Linked DNA regions of Homo sapiens: region 2 is linked to region 1. A link is a loop called in an ENCODE intact Hi-C map of the cell type or tissue named here. Cell type or tissue: MCF 10A. All regions are shown on one strand. Each heading gives the region's core, and the rest is flanking DNA. Links, peaks and the distances in the headings are about the cores only.

Evidence for each region. Hi-C counts contacts between places; a loop is a spot of excess contacts. Peaks named below come from ENCODE experiments on the same cell type or tissue, not always from the same donor. Only the 100,000 strongest peaks of a DNase experiment are listed, where the experiment ranks them.
Region 2: it touches region 1 in a loop (22-fold over the local background); 2 of 110 quality-filtered maps call a loop at or near these places.

What each region holds. Positions count from the first base shown.
Region 1 is chr12:74,018,111-74,026,754 of GRCh38, reverse strand. LINC02394 (long intergenic non-protein coding RNA 2394) reads right to left here and starts at 4,675. Exons shown (of 3, transcript NR_187487.1): 1 at 4,512-4,675. In MCF 10A, for the core only: a CTCF peak has its summit at 4,750 (motif pointing left); a DNase peak (open chromatin) is centred at 4,714.
Region 2 is chr12:72,342,354-72,350,997 of GRCh38, reverse strand. All of the region lies in intron 2 of TRHDE (thyrotropin releasing hormone degrading enzyme), which reads right to left. Among named protein-coding and RNA genes, the nearest start is that of TRHDE-AS1, 73 kb to the right of the region's middle. In MCF 10A, for the core only: a CTCF peak has its summit at 4,472 (motif pointing left); a DNase peak (open chromatin) is centred at 4,467.

The DNA of each region.
Region 1 (8,644 bases), core at 2,160-7,159:
ACTATAATTTAATAGAATTGACTAAGAAATATAAACATCTAAATGAACAGTAATTGTTAAACCAATTAGTCAAGCAAATGTCTAAACCTCTTTCTGGCAAATCAAATCAAGAGCACATGATTTTATCAAACCTTCAAAGAAGAAATAATGCACATTTTAAATCAGTCCTCTAAGGATGACAGAAATATCTCCCCAAATCATTAAATGACATCTGTATATTTTTAATTCTAAGGTAATCAAAAATAGTACAAAAAATAAAATAATAAATTATTCTTCCTCATGAACATATATTCAAAAATCCTAAGTAAATCACATTTAGCAGTGTGTTAAAATATTGAAACATTAACAAATAGAGTTCATCCTAGAATCCATGCATGGCTTATTTTAGAAAATTTACCCATATCTATCAACACATTAATGTAAAAACAGATAAAAATATTACTATCTAAATTAAATCCAGAAAATCATGTAGTAAGAATTGGGAGTGGATATTAGCAGGACTTCTTCTATTTAACATTTCACCTAGAGCCCAAAAGAAGATAATATTTTCTAAGTTCTCTCACAAAACAAGATATAAGACAATTTATTTATATCATACAAATGAAATTTAGGTCTCCTAGACCCAAAAAGAACTCTAGGTCTTCATTTTTAGTAAATTTAATTTTAAAATTAATGATTTTTTTAAAAAGTACATTTATGAAAATGTATGAGTCTGTTCTTCAGTCATATGAGCCACATTTCAAGTTCTCAATAGCTATGTGTGGCTAGTGATGGATACATTGAGTAGATGGAGAACAAACTTTTCCACTAGAGAAAAAAAAAAAAAAATATATATATATATATATAGTCGCCCAGGCTGTAGTGCAGTGTCACCATCTCGGCTCACTGCAAGCTCCGCCTCCTGGGTTCACGCCATTTTCCTGTCTCAGCCTCCCGAGTAGCTGGGACTACAGGCGCCCACCACCACGCCTGGCTAATTTTTTGTATTTTTAGTAGAGACAGGGTTTCACTGTGTTAGCCAGGATGGTCTCGATCTCCTGACCTTGCGATCCGCCTGCCTCGGCCTCCCAAAGTGCTGGGATTACAGGAATGAGCCACCGCGCCGGTCTAAGGGAGATATTTTAAAAAGGTATTTCTTTGAAGGGAGTTGCTGGAGTATGGGGTAACTCTTTCTCTTACCCTCCAGTATCCTCACGGCTTAGAATATTGGTGGTCCTCACCATTATCACAAACTCAGTGAGTGAGTTCTTAAAATAAACACTGACAGAGAGTAGGATGCTTTTCAGGCAAAGGTTTTTCTTACACCCTTAGCTTTAGCCAGTAAGAAGACTGTTTCAGAGTACTAATCAAAGCACTCTGTGCTTTCAGACACACTGTGGGAAGTCTATCTACCAAATGACTGATTGGGTCCCTGGATAATGTTTGGACTCAAGTATCTTGAAGGGGTGTATTAGTTCATTCTTATGCTGCTACGAAGAAATACCCGAGACTGAGTAATTTATAAGAAAAGAGGTTTAATTGACTCACAGTTCCGCATGGCTGGGAAGGCCTCAGGAAACTTACAATCATGGCAGAAGGCACTTCTTCACAGGGCAGTAGGAGAGAGAATGAGTGCCAGCAGGGGAAATGCCAGCTTATAAAATCACAACATTTCATGAAAGTGAATCATTATCACGAGAACAGCATGGGGGAAACCGCCCCCAAGATCCAATTACTTCCACTTAGTCCCACCCTTGACACATGGGGGTTATTACAATTCAAGGTGAGATTTGGGTGGGACACAGAGCCAAACCATATCAAGGGGTTTTGCCTAAGATTTCCTACCTGGACAAAGGTGATTCTGTAGAAAGATACAGAAAGCAGGCCTGGGGAGTCAACTGTTCCTGTGTTGTGAATTTGAAAAGCCCATAAAATATACACTGCTAAGAAAAGAGATTAACATCCATAGAAATCCAGAACCAGATTGCAAGAAATGGATTCTGTCCATTCACATCCAGAGAAATCCAGAACCAGATTACATGAATCAGATTGGTCAAATCAGAGTTTTTCCATCCCCTACATCCCCTCTTCCTCCATCTCCTCCATACCCAATTCTATATAGTCAGGCATAGCAAAGTGAGTGCGAGAGAATACAAGAAAGAGTAAGGTCCAGTGCTTCCAAGTAAGATTGTGTATCAAGCCTTTGCAACATGTGGCAGAAATGCCTTATTTCACAGAAAAATTATATTATTGAAATTTGTTTTTAAAGGGCCTATTTTGTAATAAATATGATCACAGAAGGTACATTTTGGAATTTGTTTATAAACTCCATTTATACTAGCAACAGGCCCAGCAAGAGGCAGAAATAGTAAAAATAAATAAAGTTAGTCAACATCTCTTCTGTCCCAATATCTCCATGTCTACCTTAGACTAGATTTAAAGCTTAAGATAAGGGAATTCATTCTACAAAATATCAGTACAATTAAAAATTATAGCAATTATGGCTGTTACATTGCAAAATAAACAGATAAAGCAATGGAGCAGAGTGGAAAGTCTAGATATAGGCATAAAGTTTCTTTATACCTCTTATTGGAATATTATTAGACAATATTGGAAATAGTTCAATCAAAGAAGAGATAACTGATTCACTAAACAGAATTTGAATCAATAAATATTACCGAGCAAGTGATACTTATTACCAACTCAAGGTTAAGAGTCTCACCACATAGAGGATGTCAAATAGCATAACAATGCTGATAGCCGGGAGCAGTAGTCTCAGGAAGTCAGCCTCCCTTCCATGGTTTTCAGGTGTTGGGTTGGCCAAGGGAAACACAATTCACACTGGCATTGGAAGGAACAAAGTTTTGCTCACATAGAGTAGAAACAGAAAAGGTTAGCTTCAATAATGAGCTTCAGGCTCTCAGCCAATGCAAGGGGATGGTCTGCACACATTCCTCTTGTGATTCGGATAAAGGACATCCATTCCCTCCCTATGGAAACCCATATAGTACGGGAGTTGATGCACACACTTAAGTAGAACAAAAAGGTACACAAATTTGGAACAGATAAAGAAATTCCCAAACAGAGATGGGCGAAGCACAAGCTATGAAGGCTCTTAATTTCTTTGTAAGGATATATTCCCAACCCAAAGCACACTCTTATACAATTGGACAGGAAAGACTGTGCAAGTGACTGCTTCTCCCAAGAAATACCCCTTTGAAAAAATAAAAATAGAAGGATTCCTACCTCGTAGTATAAACGTAAATTAATAGCTGATTAGATAGGCAAAATTACAAAATTTAAAACTTTTATGACAAAAATATGAAATATTTACAAGATGCAGAAAGCATAATATATAACAAACAATAAATTTGTGTTATAATTGTGTATTCTATACAGATAAAAAATGAAAAGTTAAGCAAAAAATTTAAAAACATTCATTAAACACATAACATTATATAATTAGCATTAGCATATATCATTTTAATATATCAAACTTGAAAATCATATATTATTAGCAAATAGACAAAGGCTAAAAAAGGTTATTTACAAAACATGTAACCAAAATGATTTACCAAAGAACCCTCAATGCCATTTTAAAAATAGAGATATCTGTTCACACTCATCTACTTGGAAAAAATATTTAAGGAAATAATTTAGAAACTGTTAAGTTGGGTTGATGAGTAATTGAGCATTTGTTATATTACATCTATCTATCTATCACCTATCTATCTATTATCATCTTTATCAATCTATCTGTATCTATTTTTACTTTATGCTTGGGAAAAAAACCTTTGTTGAAATAAAATAAAAATTGTTAAAACTAAGAATGCTGCAACACAAGCCTTTTTGCTTCCTGCTGTAGCAAAATAAATGCATTCTTTTTTTTATTTGGAAAGCACTTGGAAAATTAGTATGCTTAATGTTAAAAACTTTATACATTATTACATAATAATTCAATTTTGAATATCCTAAAAAAATTGCAAGTGGTTAAAAAAGCTGTATTCGTTAATATTTCCACTAGCGTGTTACATGTAATAAAATTTTTGAAACATATATTCATTGATAAAAGAATACTAATTCAGGTGACCAAGACAGCTTGTTAAAAACTGATTCTTTACAAACTGAATGTAAAAGTTGTTTCTCATTGAAAGAATACTGATGTTTTGCTAAATATTAAACCTGGATATGAACTGTTTAAATATTTTTTAAACTTTATCAGGTTAATATTATAAAAGCTTTCCTTAAGATACATATTTTTTCCTAAGTGTATTTAATTGAATTAACAGGGCTTTCCTTAAAGATGTTAAATTGGTTCTGTGTATCTAACATATTACTAATAAAAATATTTAACAAATTTTTAATTCACGATCTCATATTAATCTGACTTGTATCTCTAGAAGAGATATAATGTGATGTAAATTTGAAATGATTCCAAACTTTTACATAGTTTGCTACTTGAGTGACATATGTTTTGCTGTGATAAAAATTTGGAGTGTAATTCCGCCCTCCTTGAGAATGTTACATCATACCTTATCAGGCTCCGTATGTGAGTTATTGACCTTCAACTACTGGACTCCAAAATTCATAAGAACCCAAGATTTTACAGGCAGTTTGAAAGCTTAAGCCATGGCAGGGCTATCCTCTGTCAGCTGCTTCTCAGAAGACCAAGAGCTTAGGCTGTGGCTGGGCCACATCCCGTTAGCCTTTGAGCTAATCTCCGGCCAACACCGGCACCGCCCTCTAGTGTCTAGGGACAGCACACGTCACGCCGTCAAGGATCTCTGTAGTATTGGTCAAACCATCCCTCTCCACAACCTTTCCTATAAAAGCATGCCTCAAACCTCAATTAAACTTAACTTTCTACAGAGGCCTGCTTCCATCCTAATTGAGCAACTAGACTTTAACAATTCTGGATCTCACTCACTATGTGGTAAATTGTACCTGATCTATCAAGTGTATTCTCTGTGAGTTGTTAGTTGTTCTCATTATTCTTCCCCTCTTTAAGCATTAAAAAATAAAGAAAAAAATCTGTGTATGATCATAACGATGTGATTTATAAAATTAGACTTTTGATTGTCTTCTTATTTTAACTATAAAAAACATATCATTTATACTTTAACAAATATTTTTGGTAGAAGAAACATCTTTCACGAGTAGCATCTCCAGAAGCAAATGATTTTAAAACAAACTTAAAGAAAAATTGAATTAAAAATTGAAATAAAATAGACAGAAAAATATGCACACTAACTCTCATTGAATGACTCTACTGATTGTTCTAGGATTTTCCATTTCAATTTTTCTTTTTAATAATCATCTGTTACTCATTTTACCATATTAAATTTTTATCTTTCTCACTAACATCTTTTAAAAGTAAGAAATGACTTCATTTTTTAATACTACTCTAAATAGTCTAGTAGTTTAATGGTACTATGGAAAGAAAGAAATGAAATTCTAGTGAGAATTCCTCCCACAAAATATGTATTTAACTACAGCTATTTTTTTTTAAATTTTACTATTATTGAACTGGCATAGAGACAGGGAAAATAACCTGATTTTTATTATTCTCTTGTATGACACATTCTATGCTTGCTTTCTATTATATTTTACTTTTAGTAGTTTCAGTATATTTTGAAGAAAATTTCTAAAAATTAATCATTATAAATTTTATATAATGCAACAAGTACTATTGAGTTATTTCAAAATGCAAATTGCACATTTACTAATTTGGAACTTATTTGCCCTAGCACCATCACCAGAGGGAAAAAACAATCACAAAGCTTTGCTTAACATTTGTATCTATGAGGAACCACTGACCTTCAGTTAGTGCTATTAAATTTTTTTAAATATCATTTTATTCAACTGAGTGGCTATGGAAAAAGTCTGTTTTAGAAGGATGATATTATCTAAATTAAAAGTGCATTTATGTGTGACAACATAAGGTCAAATACATTTCTACTTTATATGTTATCCAGAAGCCTGAACAAAAGTCGTAAGTTATTACATCACAATTATTATACTTTTTAAATTGCTATTTTACTTTATATTATGAGGTGTTAGCTCTCTTTTTCCAATTAACAAAAACCCTACTGCCTAAGCATTTTTAACAAATGTGAGCAAATATGGCTTCTTAAAACTTGCATCTCTACTTAAAATTTTTTAAGTGAATTTCACAAAACTTTTTTAAGACATATGAAGAACAGTCTATTAATCTATATACAAAGAGTTTATAATGAAGATAGTTGCATAAATGATTTAGAAGACACTGTCACTACTCTATTCCTCATCAAATGCTCATTAACAACAATGTCATCAAGTCTCAGAAGTACATTTGGTGTTTTGATTAATTAATTCTGACACATAAGAGTTTGGTTAAGCAATTACTCAGCAGTTTACATATTGACTACTTTGCATTGTATTAAGTATAGTGAAGGATACATAAAAATAAAATATTAGGTTGGTCCAAATGTAATTGTGGTTTTTGTCATTACTCTTAATGGCAAAAGTCGCAATTACTTTTGCACCAACCTAATACAAGACACATACTCATACAGGGATAATATCTTTTTGGAGGCACAAAATTTATATGTAAATTCAACTAAAAAGCACATGTGATTTAGTTTAGGAATTTATATCATTATCACATTTATCTTTTGTTATTCTTTAAAACATAGTGAGTTTTTTTTTCTTTTTAATGTATAAAGATTCTTCTCTTATTCCTCTGTTGAACTTGATTCCCTGCTGATCATACAGTATCTTCCCCTGGACAAAATTTCTGTGAACAAGATTAGGGGGAAAAAGAGTTGAAGAGGGCTGAGCAAGAGTCTTTCCCTATCAAGTCTTATGTCTGGCAGGAGTTGCAGAGAATAAGATGTCTATGTCAGGCATAGTGTGAGAAGCAGAAAAAGAGGACTCTAGAAAAAAATTTACTTCATTTATTTTTCTTGTTAAGAAATTAATTTTTTAATTTAGAATTAACACATAGTAATTGCACATATTTATGGGATGTAGCGTGACATTTTAGTGAATGTATGTATTTTATAAAGATCAGATCAAGTTAATTAACATATCCTTCACTTTAAATATTTATCATTCCTTTGTTGTGGCCTCTTCTAGATATCTTAAAATACACACTACATTATTGTTTGCTATAGTCACCCTTCTGTGTAATAGAACACCAGTAATTATTCTTCCTGTCTAACTATAACTTTGTATCTGCTGACTAACCTCTTTGGTTCACCCCTCTTCCCTACTCTCCTCAGTCACTGGTAACCACCATTCTACTCTCAACTTTTATAAAATCAACTTTTTTAGATTCCACATGTTAGGTTATGTGATATTTGTATTTGTCTAGCTTATTTTACATAACATAATGTCCTCTAGGTTCATCTATGTTGCTGAAAATAATACGATTTTAGTTTGTTTTATGGCTAAATAGTATTCCATTTTGTATATATACATAACACATTTTATTTATCCATTCATCTTCTGATAGACATTTAGGCTAATTTCATATCTTGTATATTGTAAATAGTACTGCAGTAAGCACGTAAGTGCAGATATCTTTTTGACATACTGATTTTATTTCCTTTGGTTATACACCCAGTAATGGGATTGCTGGATCATTTGGTAGTTCTATTTTTAGTTTTCTTTTGTGTGTGTGTTGTGTGTATGGAACCTCCATAGTTTTCCCTAATGGCTGTACTAATTTACATTTCCACAAACAATGCATAAGTTTCCCTTTCTCCACATCCTTGCCAGAATTTGTTATTTTTTTGTCTTTTTGATAATAGCCATTCTAACTGAGATGAGGTGATAGCTCATTGTGGTTTTGATTTGCATTTGCATTTCCACACATTTACAGCCAACTGATTTTCAACAAAGGCAAGAAAAACAAAAACTGGGGAAAGGACATTCTGTTGAATAAATGGTGCTGAGAAAACTGAATTTCCACATCAGAAGAATGAAACTAGACACCTATCTGTCATTGTATACAAAAACCAACTCTAGCTTGATTAAATACTTAAATGTAAGACCTGAAACTATGAAAACTTAGAAAAAAAATAATGAAAATGCTTCATGAAATTGGACTGGGCAAAGATTTTTTGATTAAGATCTCAAAAGCACCGGCAATAAAAGCAAAAATAGACAAATGGGATTACATTAAACTAAACACTTTGTGCACAGCAAAGAAAACAGAGTGAAGAGAAAACCAACAGAATGGAAGAAATTATTTGTGAACTATGCATCTAACAAGAAGTTAATATCCAGAATACATAAGAAACTCAATTCAACAGCAAAAAAATCAAATAACCTAGTCAAAAATGGGCAAAAGAGTAGAATAGACATTTCTCAAAAGAAGACATACAAATCACCAACACATAGTTGAAAAAATAGTTGAAAAAATGTTCAACATCACTAATCATCAGGGAAATGCAGACCAATACTTCCTTTACTTGTTCACTATCTAGTCATTCATTCATTCATCCAGTCAGTCTCATCATCTAATTTTACATTTAGTACATAAAGCTGAATTACAATTGTTTTGATATCTAGAACCTTAAAACCTAGCAACAAAGTAGTCAAGTAGGTACAATTATAATAAATTCATGATTAACTCTTCAAAGAAATGCATTTTAAGTGTTAAAAACAAAAATGAGGAAAC
Region 2 (8,644 bases), core at 2,066-7,065, 1.7 Mb after region 1:
TTTTCCTTCAAGTTCACAGTCAATTGTATGCAATTGGCTAGTTCTACCTGGCTAGGTTTGGATTCTTTTACTATAGACACTCATAGTAACATTGACCATGAGCCTGTCTTTCAGAGTAATTTCACCTGTGAGATTTTTAAATGAATGTTTTTCTCCCTTGCTAAGCCAAACCGCTAGGGATGTTATGAGTTTTTGCCATGTCCTCCCTTAACTGGAGTATCAAATTATTTGTTAATATCCATTCACATATTATGAAAACACACCCAGTCTTAATCTTTAGAATATATCTGTACCCCTATTTTTTCTATCAAGCCTCATTTTCCATAAGCAATTCAGGAAGGGAGTTCAGTACCTAGAAGATCAAAAGCTAGACAAGTAGAACAAGCCATCCCAACCACCTTCTGGAATTAGGGGCCTATACATCAGCATAGGCAGTCACTGGTTTAAAACACTGACTTTGGTATCAATCTGTTACTCTGCCACTTACCAGTATATGTCCTTGGACAAGCTGTTTAACCTACCTGAGTCTCAGTTTCTTACAAAAAGAAGATTATAATATATTATGTTCTATATTACATTATGTAACTAATATATTGAGATATATAATACGTAGATGGCTTGCAACAGAGAGATGTGTGGGAGCTATCATCGCCATTACTGCTGTCATCCTGGTTATGTTTCCTACTTTGCTCCAGGCATGACCGTCCACCAAATGGGGAGGGATGTTTAAGAAGGAAAGGTTGTGCCAATCGTCTCTGTCTCCTGGCATGTTGAAAGGTACAAGATTGAATACATCATAAAGCAATTAATAATACATTTTAAAAACTCAGTAAGTTCAGCAAGAATATATGCAGAGACAGGATGGGAAAAAGTGATGCTAGCATATGTGTTTGTTGAGGAAAGTTGGTTAGAGGAAGGAGTAAATTGTAGTTTTAAAGAAAAAAGTATATGGAATATGGAAAATGGCACATAAAATGGTATCATTTTATCAATCGAAGAAAAGGAATGATATCACAGACTTGAATCCAGTATCTCTTTTATTTTATGAACTTTTAGATCTATGTAAGGACAAGCATATTCTGGTTTGTAATTAACAGCTATGCATGAGAAACGCATGATATCTGTTCCCAATTTACAGATGAGGCAACTAGGTCTCAAAGAAGTGACTCATTTATAGTTATATATTTAGGAAATAACAGGGCAAGACCTAATCAGATTTTCTCACTTCGAAGTCCATGCTCTTTTTACTGCACCAAAGTCAATCCCAAGGCCACATGTCTTGGTCTTCTTTGACAAGAATTGCAAATGCAATTAGTTACAGTCACAAATCATCATCCTCAACAAAAAACAGATGTTGTTAGGCCTCAGTGTAAAGTCAGTAGGGTCTACTGCTCTGAACACTGTAAGGATGTGTATTTGTCTATAAGCCACACCACCCCCCCGCCCAAAAAAAGGCAAAGGGACCTAAAAGCATGCCAACTAACTTTTAAAGGAATCCTTTTTACTAGAGATAAAACAGAAGGAAGAAAAATCAAACCATGTTCATACTCAAGGCATCAATAAAGTCCCAAAGGCATCAAATAAAGTCCCTCTGATAACAGCATTGCTGGTGATATTCCTTTCAAGATTGCCATGTAATGCTTAACATTTTCAGAAGCATAGAGAACATCTATTTGTCTAATAAAGGCAATAAAATAGTCAGGCAGTTTAGAAATGAAACCATGTATTTCTATGATGATTCAGAATATTTGTATGAGCAAATGAATTTCTGATATATATGGTTAATATTTCTAGGAATGCAAAGATATTCATAGGAAAAATGGCAGAAATGCATGCTTAGCTAAATTCAACTTTATGTATGAGAAATTACAACTACGGTATAAAATCCACAGTAGAAATGAAACAGGATTACATCACTTACAATTGCTAATATTAATGGACCAGAGGGAGACTACATTCCCTCAAGCTAGAAACATGTCAGAGGGGAAAGACATACAATTCAGCTTGAAAAAGCAAAATCCATTAACCATGAAATAGGGAAACAAAAAATCAAACTTACCATATACCATATCTTACTGGAAAAAAAATCTATTAGCAAAAAAAGAGCTCTACTAAACAAAATATTTCCAACTCAGAGAAAATGTAAAAACAAATGATTTCAAGTAAAGAAAAATTCCAGAAAATTCATATGGTTATTTTCATGGCCATCTATATCCATCAAAGTACCAACATATTTCTGGGTATGTAGGTCTCAAAAGAATGCCTATAGATTGGAGCACACTTAAATGCATTTTTTAATTTAAGAAAATAGTATATTAACTACCACAGATTTGATATGAAGCATTCCAAGCTTTTGTCTCTATTGTGAAATTACTCTATCTGGGAAAGAAGTCCTAGCTTCTCTAATAAGAAGAGTAGGGCAAACAGAGATTTAACACCCTCAGTATACTTACCTCAGTTAAGATTTATAACAGCTTCTAGAATAATCTTTTTAAAATATTTCACACCAGAAAAAAGGAAAGATGGCCTGAATCAATTAGAGAGTTGCTCAAATAGCAAGACTCCCAGATGTAAAAGATCAAGGCCACTGTCAGGGATCAAAGCGATTAACTGCCTCACCAGTGGTCCAGGGTGATGCAGAAGAGATGTGGTGTAGCATGCACTCACCGAGAATTAAACCAGTGCAAGAGGCTTTCTATTGCTTTAATGGGATTAAAGAAATAACATCCAAGATGACTGACAGAAACATATTTAAAAATTGCTAAGAGAGTAAATTGTAAGTGTTCTCATCACAAAAAAGTATGTGAGGTAATGCATATGTTAAGTAGCATAATTTAGCCATTCCACAATGTGTGTGTATATATATAAGTATATACATATATATATACATACATCATGTTGTATACCATAAATACTGTATATATAATTTTTGATTGTCAATTAAAATATTTTTTAAAAGTTGAGCATCTACTTCAAGTGCAAATCCTTACATAAACAATCAAGCCTGTGTGTGGGTAGCCTTTCTAAGCGGGCCCCCAGTGATGTCCCCCTGCCTACTGGTATTCACACCCTTCTGTAATCCTCTCCTTTTGAGTGTCACCTGAGCCTGGTAATATGCTTCTATTGAATAAAATATGACAAAAGTAACGGGAGGCCAATTCTAAGATTGAGTTAGACAAGACTGTGATTCCTCCCTTACGCTCTGTCTTGTTATTCTAGCCTGTTCACTCTCTTGAAGCCAGCTGTTGTGTTGTGAGTTTGAGTTTTGAGGGTAATTTGCCGTATGGAGAGGATCACATGGCAAAGGACTCAGGGCAGCCTCCAGCCAATGCCAGCAAGAAACTGAAGCCCTCAGCCCAACAACCCACGAGGAACTGAATTCTGTGAACAACCACATTAGTAACTTGGAAGTGGCCCCACCCCCAATGGTGAACCGAGATGACTGCAGCCCCTGCCAATACCTTGATTGCAGCCTCATGAGAAACACAGAGCCAGATAACCTAGCTAAACTGCATTCGGATTGCTAACCCACAGAAACTGTGAGATCATAAATGCTGCTTTCTAAGCCACTAAATTTTGAGGTAATTTGTTACACAGTAATGGATAATGTACAATTTGTAATGAAAACAGCCTCCTAATTAATACTCATCTATGAATAAATATATTGCTGATTTTAGAATGCAAAGATCCTTGTCTCTACCCAAAATCTGATTATTCAATTCCAGGACCACAGCATCTTTCATTTAGACTTGTCTTCTTGCTTCTCATTTGGTCTCCTCTGAATCCATCTCTTATGGGTATGAGTCCCTCAAAAACCTAAACATTGAAGTCCTAGTCCCCAGAATGTGAATTTATTTAGAAATATGCCACATTTGGAAATAAAGTCATTGCAGATGTAATTAATTAAGATGAGGTCATATTGGAGTAGGCTGGGCCCCTAATCCAGTATCACTGGCATCCTTAAAAAGCAGACAATTTGGATACAGACACACACATACACACAGAGAACACCATGTGAAACTGAAGTTATCCTGCCTTACACCAAGGAACTACCAGAAGCTAAGAGGGAAGCCTGAGGCGGATCCTTCCTTAGAGTCTTCAGGAGATGCATTACCTTGCTGACACCTTAACCTAGGATTTCTAGCCACCAAAACTGTGGGACAATGAATTTCTGTTGTTTAAGACACTCAGTTTGTGGTATTTTGTTAGAGCAGCTCCAGCAAGCTCAAGTCACCTTCTACACAGCTTGCCAAGAAAGATCTATTTGAAATATGAATCTCACCATGGCATTACACCTATTCACTCATTCAGCAAACGAGAGCCTCTTTGATGCCAGGCTCTAAGGTTGGCACTCGGCATTAGTAACAAAAAAATCCAGCTGCAGCACATGCTAGCACAGTAGTACATAGGGTGCCTTTGTGCTTGAGAAAACAGAGCCATTCCCAGGCAGACAAATTGGGAAATGGCACCCCCTTGTGGAAGATGACTTAACATAAAGATGCTCCTCGGGAACAGTTAACACAAAAGCACACCACATGGGCAGACAGACCCAACAGCTCTATGTTGGCAAAGTTGGTAAGAGTGTGCCCGCTGGATTTTAGCATGCATTTCCACCATCTTGGCTGGATGCTTTTGTGAGGGACAGCTTGCATGCCCATTAATGACGGACCTGAGTAAAGGTCTCTACCCTCTCTGCTCTCACAGATCTTTCAGAACTTAAATTCCTTCAAGATTCATCAACTCTTTGTCGAGGATCCCCAAGAACTCAGAATCCTGTGCTCCAATAGCCCAAACGGTAGTTTGCTGGAGCCAGCTTCCACAACAGGCCTCAACGTCCACAGAAGGCCCCAAAATAGCAGTGGAGAATGATAGAATCTTCCAGAGGTATCCAGAAATACACCACCCTGAGCATGAAATTTATGTTCTGTGTCACTACCTTTGAAAAGCAAATGCAAATTTTTCATATCATTCCATGATACATTCTTTATCTTAATAGAAAAATAGTGGATTTTCCTCTCAAATTCCTGAGTAAAACTGATGTCATATCAAAATGCATTCTACTTTCAGATTCACCCAACCAAGGAACATCTGACACTGCTTGAGAAGCATAGAAGGCAAACTAAAAGGCACTCTGTGATCTGGCTCCAGAACCGTCCTTTTCTGTGAGGAAACAGGGTCCCCACCTGGCCCTGGGCTTTGAAGAATCTCTCTTTACCTCTTCAGCTGTCTGTCTCCCCAAGGGATAAAGTATCCAAGGGGTATGCCCACCGGGAGCCCACACATTCCTCCACCCCATTAAACAATGCTCTGTACACCCAAGAACACAAATCCCATGACCAAACAGCTCAGACAATGGTGTTCTGGAGGCACTCCTACTGGTTCACAAAAGTCCATTGTTATATTTTCAGAAATTTTGAAAGCTGGATGTTAGACATGACCATTATTAAAAATAAATTACATGAACTTAAATCAGTTATATTGAAAACAAAGGTAATTAGCATTTAAAACTCATCAGTTTCTAACTATTTTACTATTATTTATGTACTTGTTATTTATGCCTGTTGCATCTGTATGGTGGCAATACTAGACAATGGTGTGCGACTATGCATCTCTTCCCAGCTCTGCATTCAATGACATCATGTTAGTAACTGGAAATTGGCTTTAGTGTGAGTATATACACCATATAAATCAGCAAATACTGTAAGTCAGGGCTGGATTTATTTTTTCTTCATTGTCTAGGCAGAAGAAAGTGATGGAGAAAATATTAATAAAACCAATTAATCTTTAAAATGTGTCATGTCTGTAGCTTTTACATGTATGTATTAATACAAAAAATGAGAAAACATTCCTCCAGTATTTAAAAACTATTACACAATTTAGCGTAATAGTTGCACTCCTCATTAATTAACAAGCGAAGTTCTATTTGCTTGTTTCACTTTCACTTGCTCATCAACATAAATAAACATATCAACCACTGTGCCATATGTCAACCACGTAGGAATTATAATCAGAGAGCTAGTTGTTAAACATACCAGCACACAGTAGGCCCAGAGTCCATTTCCAAGGCCAACATGAACCTCTTTTTTTAATCCTTCCTCTCAAGTGTGGACCATGCTACCTGTAGTGTGTGCCCCTAGGGGACAGATGTGCAGCCAGGGGTGTTCATCCATAAGAAGAGTGTTCCTCATGATGCTTGACCAGGCAGGAGCAGGAAGACAAGAGGGTTGGCAGCAGGTCAAAGCTCAGGGGTGGAGGCTTGGGAGTGGCCTCCACTTCTGCATGTATTAGGGGCAATCCAGGACCCATACCACTCTCTCTAATTGTATTTTCTTTTGCACACCAACAGCACACCAGACTATTGGAATTCTCTGCACAATTGTTCTTGCCAAACCCTTGCTCATGTAGCCCACTTGCATCATCCTATCACTGGAACCCAAACCAGGACATGGCACACGGTAGGACTCAGCAGTTTAAAATAATGAATAAATTAATTTTATGGATTCCAATCTTGGTCCATTATCTATTAGCTATGTGGCATTAGGCAACACATTTAAGGCCCTCAGGCTTTAACTTCCTCAGCAGCAAATGAGGATTAATAAACCTTTTTTGTAAAAATTAAAAGATATGTGATAATTATAGCAGCAACCTTTATTAAGCACGTACTTGCTAGGCATTGTGCTTGATGCTTTATACAGATTATCTCATTTTAATCCTTGTACACTTTACCTCTATGAGAGAAATATTACAATAATTATGCCCATTTCAGAAATGTGGAAACTGAGGCTTTACAAGTTTATTTCTGTATCATAAGACTCAAATAACAGTTCTTCATCTACTCCTACAAAAGCCATAATATATTTTGGGTCAGTATTTAACTTTCTATAAATTCCAATACAGTGATTATTGAAATATTAATAAAGATGTAGCTCATCTTTAATCTGGCTGTATGTTCATGAAATCTTGTCCTGAAAAGCAAATGAGTCCAGTGAAAAATAATATATATATATAAGAAATGTAATAAATATAGATAAAGGAGATTAAATATAACTACCATAAAACTGGTTTAGACAGACAAGAATAACAATAGCAAGGTAAGTTTTCAGTGAACAATGTGATAGAAATGATATATTTCAGGACACCAACCAGCAAGAGGTTCCCCAGCCCTGAGAAGGGATCTCTCACTGTAGAACCAATGAAGTAGAAGTTCATTTTAGGAAGTTCAACCCTTCCTTTATATCTTTTAAGTTTCACATTACTCTATCTACAGTCAATTCTTTTTTTCACTTCAAAAATCATATAAGAAAGTATATCCATTGAGAAGAATACTCATCATCAGTTATGAATGATTTAAAACAAATAACACTGAAAACATAAACAATTGGCATAATAAACAGGAGAGAACACATAAAATTGAACTTAAAGTGACACTTAATAGGTTGACATTTACACCTGGCTTAGGACAAGAAAATGTGGAGTGTTATGGACTATAGTAAGAATCATGCAAATCTTAATGATATTTAACTTTGCAACTCAACACAGTTGACCCTTGAACAGGTGTTTGAACTATACAAGTCCATTCATAGGCATATTTTTTTCAATCAAATGTGAATTGAAAATATAGCATTCACAGGATGCAAAATTTGCATATATAAACGGCCGACTGTTTTGTATATTCAGATAGCACAGGTCAACTGCGAGGACTTGAGTATGTGTGGAGTTGAGTATGCACAGGGGCGGGGTGGGGGGTGTTCCCTGGCACCAATACCCAATATCCCACATATCCTGAGGGACAATTGTACTCATATTGAGAAGTGACTTTCTCTGTTTTCTTCTTTGGGTGATTCAAGTCGACATCATCAATATATGCTATCTATAAAGCAGCGTGATTAAGACCATAGGCTGAAGTCTGACTGCCTGGCTTAGAATCCTGGTTCTGAAAGTTAGTTATGTAGCCTTGTGCAAGTTATATAACCTCTTCATTCCTCAGTTTGCTTAGTTACACGATGGAGGTAGTAACAGGACCCACCTCATAGGACGTTAGAATTATTACATGTGTAAAGCACGCACAACAGTGCCTGCCACATAATAAATGCTGTACACTGGCTATTAATTATTAGCGTTATCATGAAAACTAAATAATATCTCAAAGCTTAGTTGCTACAATGGCTGAGTTCCAAAAAGATGAAAGGGAAAAAAAATGCTCCATCCAAGGTTCCTGTCTATAAAACTATATTACACAACATTATAGTGAAGAAAGAAAATCAATGAATGTGTTCTAATTCCTATATGTACAACTTCATCTTCCTCTAATATTAAGACAATAAAAATAGCTCTTCCTCAAAGATACTAGTTAAATCTACTTATAAAATATATAAATTATACTCCAATGTTTTTCTCTTTATTCATTGCTTACCTCACTAGTTAATGAAAATAAAAAAGATTAATTCACCCAATTCCACATCTCAATCGCCTATACTAACCATATTCTCTTCATTATTTCTTTCTTTAGGAAACAGGAAGAGTATATTCAAAAAGACTATTTAGGGAGAGATATGTCTCAAATTTTTAGCAAATACCAGGAATCTCCCTCTTCTTGAAAACCCATTCTGTTTTCTAAGAGTTCAAGATACTGAAAATTAGTTTG